2 separate regions of the Homo sapiens genome follow, and region 2 is linked to region 1. A link is a loop called in an ENCODE intact Hi-C map of the cell type or tissue named here. Cell type or tissue: heart right ventricle. All regions are shown on one strand.

Region 1 (8,000 bases):
ATGGTAGTCCTATTTTTAACTCGGAGAAATATCCATACTATTTTTTCATAGAGGTTGTACTGATTTACATGCCACCAACATTGTGTAAGTGTTCCCTTTTCTCTACATCGCTGCCAGTATCTGTTGTTTTTTGACTTTTTAATAATAGCCATTTTGACCTGGTGTAAGGTGGTCTCTCACTGTAGTTTTTTTTTTTGGTTTGTTTGTTTTTGTTTTTTTTGAGATCGAGTCCCACTCTGTCACCAGGCTGGAGTGCAGTGGCGTGATCTCAGCTCACTGCGACCTCCACCTCCTGGGTTCAAGTGATTCTCATGCCTTAGCCTCCCGAGTACCTGGGATTACAGGCGCATGCCACCATGCCTGGCTAATTTTTTGTAGTTTAGTAGAGACGGGTTTTACTACGTTGGCTAGGATGGTCTGGATCTGCTGATCTCGTGATCTGCCTGCCTTAGCCTCCCAAAGTGCAGGATTACAGGTGTGAGCCACTGCACCTGGCCTTCACTGTAGTTTTAATTTACATTTCTCTGACAATTAGTTGTAGTGAACATTTTCTTACATGATTGTTAGCCATTTGTATGTCTTCTTTGAAAAATATCTGTTCATGTCCTTTGCCCACTTTTTGATGGAGCTATTTGCTTTTTTCTCGTTGAGTTGTTTGAATTCCTTGTAGATTCTGGGTATTAGTCCTTTGTTTGATGCATAGCTTGCAAATGTTTTCTCCCATTCTTTAGACGTCTGTTTACTCTGTTGATTATTTCTTTTTCTGTGCAGAGCTTTTCGTTTGTCCCATTGGCCTATTTTTGTTTTTGTTACACTTGCTTTTGAAGTCTTAGTCACAAATTCTTTGCCTAGGCCAATATCCAGAAGAGTCTTTCTTTTTGAGATGGAATCTCGCTCTGTCACCCAGGCTGGAGTGCAGTGGCAAGATCTCTGCTCACTGCAACCTTTGCCTCCTGGGTTCAAGCGATTCTCCTGCCTCAGCCTCCTGAGTAGCTGGGATTACAGGTGTGCGCCATCATGCCCAGTTAATTTTTGTATTTTTAGTAGAGACAGGGTTTCACCATTTTGGTTAGGCTAGTCTCAAACTCTTGGCCTCAAGTGATCTGCCTGCCTCGGCCTCCCAAAGTGCTGGGATTGTAGGCATGAGCCACTGCACCCAACCCACCCTATTTAAATTTCTAATTCGACTCTCACCCACTCAGTCTTCATTTCCCTATTCTACCTTCACTTCTTTCCTAACACTTTTCTCCTAACACTTTTCTTCTTCTACATGCTTAGGAATAATTCATATATTATTTAAAAATGTTCCTTTCATCACTGCAAAGTAAATTTCACGTTGCAAAGAATCTCTATCTGCTTTGTTCACTGATTTAGCCAAAGCACCTAGAACAGTGCCTAACTCAGTAGAATCTCAATAAAACAAATGAATTCTTTGACTCATACTTCAGAAATGAGATTTTGTCCTTTGTACTGCGCATCATTTTTTCCTCACTGAAATGTTTCTGCATGATTTACAATGTTTTCTTAAGCCTCGATGAACAGATATAGCTACACCTAAATTTAGTTCTATTCAGGACAACTTTTCTTTTTTTTTTTTTGGTCATAGCCATATGTAAATATATCTAGTTTCTGCAGTTGTCTGAAACAGCTGTCCACCTTATGTGATAGTGAGGAAATAAGAGTGGTAAAGCTATGGGAAATTATGTTTCATTTTCTGGTGGTGATATATAGATTCTTTCCCTTGGGAAAACTTCAAGAACACACCTCTCCATGATTTTATGCTAGTTGGCTCTCCATCACTGATAGTGAAATATGACAACAAAGTTGATAGATGCAAAAATCAAAGTAACTTGCTAAAATTTCTTTACATAATCAAACACAAACTGACAGATTGGGTATAACCATCTCATTTACTAGAGGCTGCAATGCCCAAGAATGAAACAGTTGAGAATAAAATAAAATCATCTTGCCCATTTTCCGAAGACAACTGACCCTATCATTTTGCATGGCTGAGAATTGTTTGTGAGAGTGGCAACTCATTCAAAAATGAATGAGCTTTGCACAATAGTCTGGTTTGCTGGCTTTAAATAACTCACTATTTTGCTGTAGGAAGTGCATCACTTTGGGAAAAGTCATACAATAATATTATAAAACTGTCCTTGATAGGTTTTATTTTAAAATCTCTAACAATGGAACTGAATATTCGAAATTCTAGCATCATCCTGTACAAATGACAGAATATCAGAATATCTTGTTTCTCTCTCTATATATATACACATATACGTATATACATATACGTATATACATATACGTATATACATATACGTATATACATATACGTATATACATATACGTATATACATATACGTATATACATATACGTATATACATATACGTATATACATACATATATACACACACACTGTCTTAAATTACAGAGCAGTGGGGATGTGGAAGAAAAGTCAATGGGCTCAGTAGGAACTGCAGTACTTGCTCATGCAGGTATGTTTAATGTTGTATTTTGTTCAACCAAAGTATTCAACTAGAAATGAGAAAAAAGTCTCATTTCTGAATGTCAGTTAAATTTATTTAAAAGATGATATAATTTCTACAATAAAGTGAAAATAATTTAGACCACTTTCTTTTAAATGAATTGTCTATCTTGAGATATTGAGCCTAATGAGAAAAAGTGTGTCAATGATTTTCTAGAATTGTATCAGCATATGTATTATAGAGAAATATTTTATTGATTAAGAACCACTTTTAGGCAGATTAAAAAATCACAACCGAATTTTATTTTATTCACTATATGTTATTGACTAGTTGAAAATTTATAAATTTGTGAAAAAAGTGACTTTTAGACTGTGTCAGTTAATGTACATTCAGAATGGTCTTCTGTACTTCATAAATATGGCCATTTGGTAATCATACAGATAACACTAAGTTGTGGCATTTCCAAAAGTATTTCTAAGGCTACAGGGTATGTTATTGTATAACAATTATTTGTAACTTAGCTGGTAATTCATGCTGTGTTTAAGGTAAGCAGAATAATCAATCACTTTTTTAAAAATGGCATGTACTTTTAAATGAAACTACATATTAAAAGTTAATATTTTCCCTTGAAAGCCTTTAAAAAGGTGTCTGTACCATCCTTGCTTTATGTAGTGACTTCAGTCTTCTATGTAAAGGTCCAGTATAGTCAATTACAGCATTAAGAGGAAAATTCCTAAAGAAAAGCCTATCTACTTAAAATCTCATTTATTATTTGGAACTCTATTGCAAAGTTATTTCAAAAATAAATTATTGAGCCCCATTCTCACAATAATTCTAGGTCATAGTTCACAATAGTCATTTCAGTCTTGTGAGATTAGATCATGTTACAGAGCCAAATATAGACATTATAACAGCATGTTCACATCCGCTGATGGTGTCCTGAAATAATCTCTTCCTTCCAAATTGTGGTCATCGCTAATATTAGTTTCTGGGTCAAGGGGTACCAAGAGAATTTTAACAAGATATGCATCTGTTTCTTTGAAATAGATAATGTTACAAATAATTAAATATTTAAATTTATACTTAATTCATACTTAGATACTCATAAATTATTTTATTTTTAATAAGAATAAGTAAGGAATCCTGTTCTACATTTTTAAATCTGAAAATATTAAAAAGAATTTTAAATCTACCCAATATTTATACATGTAACTGAACTTCAATTGAACACACACAAGGCTTGATTGCTCATTTTGGATGACTTGTTCAAACAGGCAAAATGAGATTACAACATTGTGACTTGTAATCACACATAAGATTTTTTTTTGTAGGTGGTCTTAAAAATCACATAATTGTATAGTAGAAAGAAACCTTAGAAATCAACCAGCTATGCACATCTCTTCAGTCTATGCGTGAGAAAAATGAATCCAATAGAGATTATGATAATCATCCAAAGTTTCAGATCTGTCTTCAAACAAAGAAACTATGTATTCTGACTCTTACTAAAGCTGTGTCATATCGCTTTCTTTTTTAAGTAGGCACTGATAAATACCAAAATGGTTTCAACACTTTAGAAATTATTTTAAATGCATTTTTTATAAATTAGTATGAGAGCGGTGTACTTTTTTTGTTGGTTTGTTTTGAGACAGAATCTAGCTCTGTTGCCAGGCTTGAGTGCAGTAGCATGATCATGACTCACTGCAGCCTTGGCCTCCTGGCCTCAAGCAATCCTCCTGCCTGTCTCACAAACTGCTGGAATTACAAGCATGAGCCCCTACACCTGGCCTTGAAAGCAGTGTACTTTCAGAGGCATACTGGTATTGCTGTGTCAGCTTATCATTCACAGGTAGACTGTTGGTATAAAAGATTTTTAGGGTAGTCTCTTTTGAGCCAACTTAATTTTGTTCCATGTATTATTTCTCCTTTTTATGGAGTGACATCAAAATTCTCTGTCCTTTGCACATGACAGCCCATCACATAGCTGGATTCATCATGTTTTGGAACTAAATAGATATGAGCTTGCACTCATCTCTGACTGTGACTAAGTGTCTTGATCAAATTTGGTCTCACTGAAAGTCAGTTTCCTCTATTATAAAATTGGGCTAAAACTTGGGAGGATTAGATCACAAATATAAATTACCTAGAACATACACTAATATATAGTGAGCTTTAAGTATTTTCTATTATTTGAAGAATGTGCTCATATCCTTTTAAAGAAATATTTCAAGTATAATATGATCCACTCCTTTACTCCTTTCTTGTGGAACATGATTTTTAGATTATTTGTCCTCTGAACCATACCCCATGTAAGAGCCAATGTCTTTCCGAAATGCAGTACTGAAAATTATGCTGTAGATACCAGATTTATGAACAGCACTGACATTCTGCCACCTAGACCTGCCTCACTCCTGGTGGGCTTGTTTATAAATAAGTAATTTTCTTAATAAAGACCATGATTAGTTTGCCTCCTTTTTTTTTTTTGGCCTACACTCAGCTTGTGGTAATTAAAGTTTTTCTACTTTTTTTCACATCTCTTACCAAACAGATCCTCCCACAAACCACGTGTATCTAATTGATTTTGAACCTCAATAAAGATATTTATTAAATTCCATTTTGCTTATTTGCGGCAAGCATTTCTGCTAGTAGAGGTTATTTGGAAGTCTGACTTGGTTTTGTCACTATATCCTTCCAAACTGAATCTCAAGTTTGAAATGCCTGCTTTATCCCCCTTCACCAAAATCCCTGATAGGAGTATTGAAGAGAAGGTCAAGGGCAGGAAACTATGTCATACTCTAGGGTCTATTCTGTTAACAGGAAACCTATTAATCATAAGTCCTTGTTCACTATCTCTAGTGAACAATGCTAAATGTTGGCCATTAGGTATGATAGTTACTGAAGGTTTTTGTACCTACAGTTTATCTGACTAAGGAAATTCTCTTCTATTTCTACTTTAATTGGTGTTTTTTCAATCAGGAATTGATAAGGAATTTTATTTAATTATTTTTTGGCACCTCCTGACATTCTTTTGATTTTTCTCTTTTAATTTGATAATGTAGTAAATAATGTTAATGATTTTCTAGTAGTATTTTAAACATGCATTGTTGGGATAATCCATCTTCCCCCAAAAGTCCCCCCAACCTTTTCTCTTTTTGCATTTTATGTATTGCTGGCATTGGTTGGCTAATATTTGGCTTTGGTTTTTATATTTATGTCTGTGAGGATGATTGACCTGCCATTGTCTTTGTCAAATTTTGTTGTCAAAGTTGTCAAATAATAAATTGAAAAGAATTTTCTAAAAATGTTTATGTAATTTTGAAATGCTCTGCCCATGGACTGTTTGATAGAATTCCCTTATAAAGCAATATGAATAAATTTGCAGATAAATTTGTACATTTTCTTTTGCCAAAAAAACACATTGTTTATTTTTCCCAAACTTTTTATTTTGATAATTAATTTAAAAACTTACAGAAGTTCAAGAATATAGTGTTATGGAAGCCCGCATTTTATACCCTTCCCCTTTCTGAATTATTTGTCCTGTTTGCTTTCTTTCTCATATGTATGTATACATTTACATATACATATATGAACATAGTTTTATGTTTTGTTTTGCTGAATCTTTATTAGACATTTTACCCATAAATATTTTGAAATGCATCTTCTAAGAATAAGACAATTTTTCTACAAAACCAAAATACTATTTGCATGCTTAAGAAAATTTATATTAATTCTAAATGTTATCTAATACTATATACTCCATATTCAAATTTATCTGATTGTTTCAAAAAAATGTTTCCCATACCTTTTTTGTTTCTTGTATTCATGATCCAATCAAGTTTCACACTTTCTTTTGTCGTTATGCTTTTTAAGCTCTTTTAATTTATAACATTTTCCTTGTAATATTTTTGTTATTTTGTTTTGTTGACATTGGCATTTTTCTAAAGTCTAAGACAATTTTCTAAATATATTCAATTATCTGTATTCTCTGATTAGATTCAATGTAAATATTTTAGATGAATATTGTATAAATAATGTGGATTTTCAGTTTGTCATATCAGTAAACATATGGTGTCAGATATACTTATATGACTACAAGTACCTATTTCTGTGATACAGAAAAAATAAGCATCATGAATCTGTAAAATTCCTCATCAGCCAAACTAAGTATGTTTCATTCATGAGAAAGAATATTGTAGCTATATACTATCTTTCCTTTTTAATGATCTTTTATTTAGATATTCCAACTTTCCATTTTATACTTATTTTTAAAATATCTGATAATATTTATAGTGCCTATAGTTACCAATAATGTACTGGATACTTAAAAATTCACTAAGAGGGTAGATCTTATGTTAAGTGTTCTTATAATAATAGTGACAATAAATAAGAGGACAGGAAACAACTTTTATAGGTGACGGAGAAGTCTACTGTGTGGATTGTGGTGACGATTTCACAGGTGTATACTTATCTCCAAGCTCATCAAGTGGCATACATTAAATATGTATAGCTTTTGCATATCAAGCATATCTCAATAAAGTGGTTTAAAAATGTTATATGAGCTTTCTTGGATTGTGAGAAGCATTTTAACAGATATTTCATTTTTCTTTTCTTATTAACATACCTTTTAGGCTAAAAAATGACAACACTAAAATACAAAATTACATGATTTTTCCCACACAGGTCTGTTGCAGATATTTGTCTAAGTGTTCATTAATTGTGGGAATAGTCATGTATACTATTTTTTAGTATAAATACATATTGCAACAACGATTTTTAAAAAGGCCTTGGTTAATCACATGGTTTGCCTATACTGATATCTGGACAAAGGAAAATATAAAATAAGGAAAATGGAGGATTGAATTTATCAAGCATGTAGTTCTTACTAGAGTTATCCCTCCTAATTTTCAGACCCATATGTTGATCTAATAGATATCCATTTGGTCCTGCTAAAAAAAAAAAACATAGGTTTGAATATCCTAAATTATCATCCCTTTCCCTTTTCCCCAGCCTCATATTTATCCTGCATTTCACATACCAGTGAATAACATAATCAACCATAACCAATTCCACCCCAATCACTCCTCTCATTTACCGTCCACATGCAGTCTGCCACCAAGTTCTGTCACTTTGTCTCCTAACATTCCTCAAATCTTATTTTCAAACTTAAAATTTCTGCATTAATTCAGAATTGCATCAAGAATTTGCACAATAGTAACAGTTTCCTAATTGTCCTACCTACCTTTATCCTCCTCATTAAATCTTTGAGCCATAGTATAGCCAGGGTAGTCTTTATTTTTTTTAAAAAAAGCCAAGTACTATCATTTTAGTTACATAGTTAAAAAACCTATCAATATCATCTTATTGACTACAGATACAAAATAAAATTCCTATGCAATAACATATAAATGACTTTCTTCTAGCTCATTTCTACATGCAAAGGTATACCTGTGTTCTAGCCACCATGAACAAATCACAAGAATATTTTAGATTCTGATTCTGTCATTCTTCCA
Region 2 (8,000 bases), 140 kb after region 1:
TATTAAATGGAACAAAAAATCATTTTATGTCATCCTTCATCTGATTTCTTTATATTTTTCTGTTTTAAGATATTCATCATGCTGATCAATTTTTTATGGTTTAAACAAAATAAGAAAAACCTAATATTTTAGCATTTTAAAACACATCATTATGGCCAAGCCTAGAGCCAATGCAAAGTTAAATTATTTCTCTGAACCTTCTCAAAATTATTTATTTTATTTTAAAGACTCCACTTTAGGGACCACCTTTTTAATCCAGGGCTATTATAATATTTCTCAGAACTAAAATTTGTGGTACCCTTAATGACAATGAATTTTTTCTTTCTGCCCGGTAAAAATTCAAAATTCATTAATTGCTATTTTTTTCTCAACGTTTAAAAAACTAGGTGCTCATCAACTAAATGCTTGTTTTGGCTATGAATTATTGATTTTTTTCCTGCTATTTCATCACACCATGCTTTGAGACCTAGTTATTCTTTTGCCTAAATGTTTCTGTTTTTTCCTCGAATAATTTCCTATCTACTCTATGAACACAGTTTACCTAACTATGCTGATCATGGCATTTCCTTATGTTTCTTACCATCATTTAAATGTTGACTAATTTTTTTTCCTACTTAGAGAATTGTTTTTGCAAGCTGTTCAAGTAAGAATTAGGTCTGCCAACATTTTTAGATGGCCTGTAAAATTTACATAATGATTTGGCCATGCCCACATGAGAACTACCTACATATACAGAAGTGCTCTCTTTAATCTGTTACAAGCATGACTTCTATTAAACCTATAGGTAAGATTATTTTCTACTTTTAATGCAGTATGTTTGTTTTTATCCTGACTTTTGATTCATTAGGCCATGTGGTTTAAGTCTAAACTAAGTTACTCTGATATTCGGAATTTCACCTTTAATAATTTTCTGGAAATTTTCTTTTAAAGGTGATATTAGAAATCTCCATTTCAGTCTCAGCATTTCACTAGCATTACATGATGCTCTTGTCTTTTGCAATTTAATATTCAAATTACATAGATATTTTTTATTACTGCATGTGAAGTCCTTCCTCAACTTATAAAGCAGTTAGAACATACTAATACTTTAATACTTCTATAAGTGACGAGCTGGCAACTGAAAAATGTTCATCTATTATACATATATAAGCATAAGTGTGTGTATGCCTAAATGTATGTATGTATACATTTCCATGATTAGTATTCCCTAAAGATTAAAGTGATAAAATAAATGTTGCCTGGTTTTACATTGGTAACTAATGTTATGAGATAGTTCATAGGTCAATAGAATGAAATTTTATGTTTTATTTAATCTAAAATAATTCTGTTGATTGCCACCTACATATGTTCACTGTTCATTTTCTATTGTGTCTAGACATTATTTTGCTCTTAATGTAATATCAGGTTAAAATTATTCAACTTGTGCAAAGATTTTGAGAAAAATATGTAAAATTAGATTTTGATCAAGGATAAATGTATCTTTTTTTTTCTTTGAAGAAAAGAGTATAGGCCCTTCAGTCAGTCAGTTTGGGTTCCAGCCCTTGTTCTGCCAAGTACTAGCTGTGTGAACTCAGCTAGTCATCTAAAGAGCCTAGTAAGGAGAGATGATTATTCAGCAAGGTAATACATGTGAAATACTTAGCTCCACACCTGGCAGGTAGTAAGCTCCTACTATGTGTTGACTATGTTATTGTATGATCATCTTCATTGTTCTTTGCTCTTCAAGTCTTTGTTCACCCATTCAATCTAGAATTACAATGCAAGTTATACTAAAATGCTTCTTTTCATTTGCTGAACTGTTAAAAAAAATCGCTTAGTTTTCTTTTAAATGGTATCTACTACTATAAGATATTCTTGTATCTGCATATAGCCTTACATTTTAAAGTTTAAATCTACTATCTGATCTTCAGCTTAAAGGTAGGTAGACTTTATAGGTTATCCCATTTAACAAGAAAGGACAACAGGAATACAATGATTATTACGTCTTGCCTAGTTCACAAATCCTATTGCTAATAAAGGAATCACACGGGCCATGTGATTCCTCTTCCAGAACTCTTGTTACCCATCTGTCATTTGCTTCTCAAATATGTTGCAATATTTGTTACTCAACTTACTGTACTCTTCCTCTTTTATTTCACAAGTGTTACATTCCATGAATCAGCTTGTCCAAAAGTACTGTTAAAAGGATTTTTTTTAACTATACAAATGCTAAAAGAAAGTTTATTTTTTTTTTAGTATGCTCAAAGTGGATAAAGGCTTTCAAAGCATGATACAATCCTCAAAAGGAAATGACTCAAAGTTTATGGAATAAAAATGTAAACATTTCTGTAAGTTACACATACAAACAGAAAAGTAAAAATTGTCAAATTAAAAAAAAATTGTCAAATGTCCAAAGACTATTTTCCTACTAATTATTAAGAAAGGGACAAAGCAATTTATGGAAAAAAAGGTGAAAAGGATATTGTTACAAATGTTTTAAAATAAAAATGGCTAATATACTTTAGAAAATTATAAAATTACTGGGGGAAGGTTAACACACACTTAACATTTGTTACTTCTGAGGAATACAATTGGGGATTGAGGCCTCTCATTGTACACTTTTCTATAATTTTCAATATTGCTTTCTCTCCATACTTAATACATTTTCTAAAATAAAATTGTGCGTGATAGCCAGTGATGGCCATGCAATTATTTGTTGTTGTTTTTGTTTTTTGAGACAGAGTCTCACTCTATTGCCCAGGCTGGAGTATAGTGGCACAATCTTAGCTCACTGCAAACCTCCGCCTCCCAGGTTCAAGCGATTTTCCTGTCTCAGCCTCCTGAGTAGTTGGGATTACAGGCATGCACCACCACACCTGGCTAATTTTTGTATTTTTAGTAGAGAGGAGGTTTCACCATGTTGGTCAAGCTACTCTCGAACTCCTGACCTCAAGTGATCCGCCCACCTCAGCCTCCCAAAGTGCTGGGATTACAGGTGTGAGCCACCAAGCCCAGCCACAATTATTTGTTAAACAAAAACTATGTCAGGCTCTGTGCTAAATCCTTCATATTATCACTTTTAATCTTGACAGCAATTCTGTGAGGGAGATATTTCTACCATGTTTAAGAGAGGTAAAGTAGTTAGCAATAAGTCATACACTTAGGAAGTGATGAATTCCAAATTCAGACTCGGATTCCATTCATTTTCCTAGCAGATGTTCTTAATCTGAATCAAACCATTACATATCCATGGTATGAAGAAGCAGCATAATAGTCTCTCATTTCCACTCATTCTCACTACTTGTAAAGCATTATGATGGTTATAATAGTCTTGTGTGTGTCTGTTTATTCAACTTATTACCAACTATGAGCTTATTCTGTACTATAGGGGTTCAGTGGTGAATTAAACAGACAAGCATCCCCCTCCTCAAAAACGCAACATTCTAGCAAGTGCAAAGGCAGGTGCAAAGTTCAGTGGTGAATTAAACAGACAAGCATCCCCCTCTGCAAAAACCCAACATTCTAGCAGGTGCAAAGACAGGGCAAAAACAAAAGTCAATTGGCAGAATTTCTTCGATGGTGATAAGTGACCTGTGGAAAATAAAGCAGAGAACGGAGAGGGGAGGAGGCTTGTAGGAAGTGGGGGTGATGAAATGGGGAGTGTTGAGTGCCTAGAAATTTTCAGGCTCCTGTCAAGTATTGTACACTACTCATCTCTTAGCTCTTATTATTACTCTTTTATTTAGTTTTCTCTATTCTTTGATTATGAAAATGAGAGCAATGAATGTTAATTAACTTGATTATGGCAATCATTTTACAGTGTATACACATGTCAAAATGATTCATACCTTGATAAATCTGGAAAAAGAAGAACAAGCAGTTAACTTCCAATTACAAGTCAATATAACTAGGGCCCGGTAGCCTGAGGATTTAAACTTACATCCTTCCAATTTCTAACCCTATGTGATCTCTTGCAAAAAAAAAAAAAAAAGAATTTCCAAAGAATTGTCTAAACTGACTGAAGTAGATTGAAAATTATATCCTGTCATTCTAATAAATTAATCCAGTGTTATAGTGGATTTACATAAAGCAAGGTATATGCTCACATAAAACACATCCCTTCAAAATATGGTGGGTGCATAGTCTTTAAAAAAATGAAAACCCCAACACTCTTTACTTTAAAATGGGTACAGCATTTTGCTATGTTATTGTTTAAGGTCTATATTTTTCTAAAAATCCACAGTTGCAGATTTGACTCAGCTGTGTGCTTTCAGATCTTGTATGCTAAGCTACTCAGGAACTGTTGTCTATGGGATTGAACACTTAACAGCTGTCTCTGGGAATGTAAATTTGATTCTTTGGACTGCTCATGGGACTCTGTGACATTTTCCTCTCCAGTGACAGCAGATTTGAATGGCATTAGGCTACTGATTAAATAATACCCAAGTAAGTTTAATGTCAACTTAGGCATCTATTTTGCATGTATTTTTTCTGAAATAATCTTTCTCTAATTGCGATCATATTTTCATTATACTTTAGTCTTTTAATATCTTTAAAATATGCTCTTTTAAACAGGTCTTATCTGAACCCTTTCGTTGGTAATCTTTTTCTGAATTGTCATATTAGAGTGTGAGTGTGTGAGAATTAAGGTTGAGAAATAAATTAGCTTAAATACAAAACAGCTATCTACAAAATAGATATTCTTAACCAAAATAATATGTCTTTATACTACCATTTTATATCGTGCCACCAAGATAAAAGGTCGCAGTTATTTAAGGGAATTACCTTCTTAAGTTTCATGAAATCACTGTGAGTTATTCTTTTCTAACTGAAAGCATAAATTATAAAGAGATTGCACATGGTCATTTCTACTTTATCCTAATTAAGTGGTCTGAGATTTGAAAAAAAAGTAATAGACTTACAATATTTTTATGACTTATTTTTTAAATAAATATGTCAGTAAAAACTTCCCTGGGGAAAAAAAATTCTTGAGGAGAAAAGAGTGTTTGGGGTTTTTTTTTTCAGTTGTATGGCACTGCTTGCAAATGAAAGGATTCGTTGTGTGCCTCACATGCCCAAAAAGGACAGCACGAGCATTCTAACTTAAGGACTGGTTTAAATATGACCTAATGAACTAAATATATTTCTGTCTGGTATTCTTAGGTTACTTTACTTCTAAGGTTGTTTGAATGCATTTATCCAGCTCTCCTATCAAATACATGCCAGGTTAACCCTGTGAAGGTTTTCCTGTATGATTCTGAGAATTTCTTTATAAGAACAGGGTCTTGATAGTGAAGGTTCTTTCCCCAAAGTGCAAGGCCTTCTATTTTGATTCAATATCAACATAATGCTTTTTTTTTTTTTGAAAGTGACTTAAGTACTAAAGATTATCCTCAATAGTAATTCTACTTAGACATATTTTGGTTGAAGAAATTTAAAGAGTTTATTTTTTGTAGGAGCACTGTGCTGTGATCATGAAATTTTTGCAAAACTAACAGAAAATGATAAACAGTTAAGAACTTCCAGCTAGAACAATAGGCTGTTTCCTTTTTTTAAGTCAGTTTGTCATCCTTGCTGATTGACAGTCTCCAATTGTTTTCAGAATTATTAGTCTCACAGTATTTCAGAATTACGCTGTATAAAAAAGTACATTAAATTTAAACTTAATAAAATAAGTTTCGCAAGCTCAGTCAAGACAGGGAAGTGAGAATATGATTATTCTTCCAAATTTACTATTTCCACCAGCGGTCTCAGTTCAGCATCTGAGAATATGTTAGGGGAAACTCAGCAAGTCAGTTCCTTTTGTTTTTCTGGCCTCTGACTTACTTGGATGGGAAATAGCCAAAAAAAAAAAAAATGCTGAATATCTCAGATATAGGTAATGGGTCTTCACCAGAACATAAAAATAGACCCTTATTAGCCATATCAGTAATGTGCTGTGTGGGGGATTTTTTTTTTCTTTCAATTCCTCTGGCAACAAACCACACACTGGGATCTGACACTGTAGAGTGCTTTCTCTTCTCTTTTTTTGGGGGGGGGAGGGGGTGTGGTTGCATATTTAAACTCTCACGCATTTATGTACTGAGGACTGCAGTGTAGGACTTTCCTGCAGAATACCATTTGATCCTATTAAGAATTGTCCAAATGTTGGAGCATTTGATTGAAAAATCCTTCTTAGCCATTTTAAAGGTAAGTTGTATGATTTTTCTTTAAATAAAAAAGATTAAGGGATTTTTCCCATCACCCAGATGACGGGAGGTGACACTACTGTATAAATACTCCTAAGAAGTTATATAGGAGGACAGGAAAAAAGGTAGTAACTGTTTTCTTAGTCACTAGGCTTTATCTAAAAATCAGGTTTGCATTATTTTCAAGTTATCAACCTTCCTATATTTTATGCTTAAACCATACCCAATGGCATTTCATGTCGTATGTATAAGTTAATATTTAAAGTGATTTATAATCCAATTTGGATTATTATAAAACTTTCATTTTATACTTAGGCTATTTATACATGATGTTTAAATGATGAAGATCATTATACTGCAGACCAATATAATGAGGTTAGATGTTATAAATGACTTACAGCTCTTATGTCAACATGTTGTCTAATATGCAATTATTAACTATTACTTTACAGAGTCATTAGCTTGTTTAATTTTCAATCTGAATTGCACAACTTTTGGTATACCTGACTTGCTCTACATGATCAAATGCAATGTGTATTTTGGATATGTGCTTTTTAAGTTCTTTTCTGTAATGAACAAAGATATTGTCATTGTTACTGGGAATAGCAAAGTATATTACTTTTAAATAATCTGAAATTTAATTAGTGTAAATTAGTAGAATAAAAATAAAGTTAATTTTTTTTCGATTCAGGAAGCTTATTACAAATAGTACTGAATTATTAGATGATGATGCCAAGTTGAAGTAAAGGAGAAATCAATTTGGAGGAATTAAGTAAAAGCCTCAAATTAATTATACATTAACTAAAATTATAAATAACTGTAAATGGCATAAATTCTCTAGAGTACATCCCAGTTTCTGAAATCATCAAGTAGCATATTGAAACCTGTTTTGTAAAGATTTGCATGTACTTTTTAGTCTTTTTCTGTGTGGTTTGAAGTCAGTAATGTGTGTTGAAGCTAAAAAATATTGCTTTAAATATTGGTTCACAAGGAAGCCAAAATGAAATATTTAAAAATGTTTGTTATATAGAAAGTCCAGTGGTCCTTTGGAATTTACAAGAAAATAAGAACTAAAGTAGAAATCATTTAATTTCCCAGACTCATTAGTGAACCAGAACAATAAACCAAACAGAGAACCATCAGATAATGGGTTAGCCTGGGAAGAATATTAATTACAACTGGAGGTACTTGCACAGAGTGTACTGAATTTGGAATTTACCTTGGAAGTTATAGTTGCCACCCTATTTTTTTAAGGAATTTTTTTAACCTTGTTTACTTTAACACATTTGAACCCTGCATGTGTGTGTATTTCCTGTGTGTTTCCTGAAAAGGAAAGTTTAAGATAATTCTGTAACTATCAGATACTTAATTCTGTAAGTATCCTTGCATCTAATCAGAAGATGTTTTTGTTCACTGGCCCAAGATGTGTCTGAAACTTGCAAGTAGCATTGTTCTAAACTAGTAGCTGTCTTTCCATTTGCATATTTTAATTCCATACATATATGATCACATTTCATTATAATCTAACTATTTTGCAAATACTCATTTCTACTTTTGTAAAATATACACATTTATTAGATTTTTAAAACACTTGGCCAATATGAAATAACACTTTACTGTTATGGTTTGAAATGATACTTCATAGTAATATTTCAAAATAACAATAACATTTTCTACAATATAAATATATATTATTTTACTTCATTTAATACTTGCAACCTTATTTGATGTAAGTAAACTCATTTTAGAGAAAACTGTATCACAGACAAACTTCAATACTAACACCCAGAACTGAATCTACATTTCTTGGCTTCAAGGTCCAGCATTTTTGGC

The links. Peaks named below come from ENCODE experiments on the same cell type or tissue, not always from the same donor. Only the 100,000 strongest peaks of a DNase experiment are listed, where the experiment ranks them.
Region 2: a loop joins it to region 1, with 2.7 times the contacts of the local background. A loop is called at or near these places in 7 of 110 quality-filtered maps.

What each region holds. Positions count from the first base shown.
Region 1 is chr7:80,495,269-80,503,268 of GRCh38, forward strand. The region is part of intron 1 of GNAT3 (G protein subunit alpha transducin 3); the gene reads right to left. All of the region lies in intron 2 of LOC107986812 (a long non-coding RNA gene), which reads left to right. Among named protein-coding and RNA genes, the nearest start is that of GNAT3, 13 kb to the right of the region's middle. In heart right ventricle, no CTCF peak of the experiment used is centred here; a DNase peak (open chromatin) is centred at 4,223; H3K27ac peaks cover 3,573 bases.
Region 2 is chr7:80,632,579-80,640,578 of GRCh38, forward strand. It overlaps CD36 (CD36 molecule (CD36 blood group)), which reads left to right and starts at 6,064. Exons shown (of 15, transcript NM_001001548.3): 1 at 6,064-6,168. In heart right ventricle, no CTCF peak of the experiment used is centred here; no DNase peak of the experiment used is centred here; H3K4me3 peaks cover 3,858 bases; H3K27ac peaks cover 8,000 bases.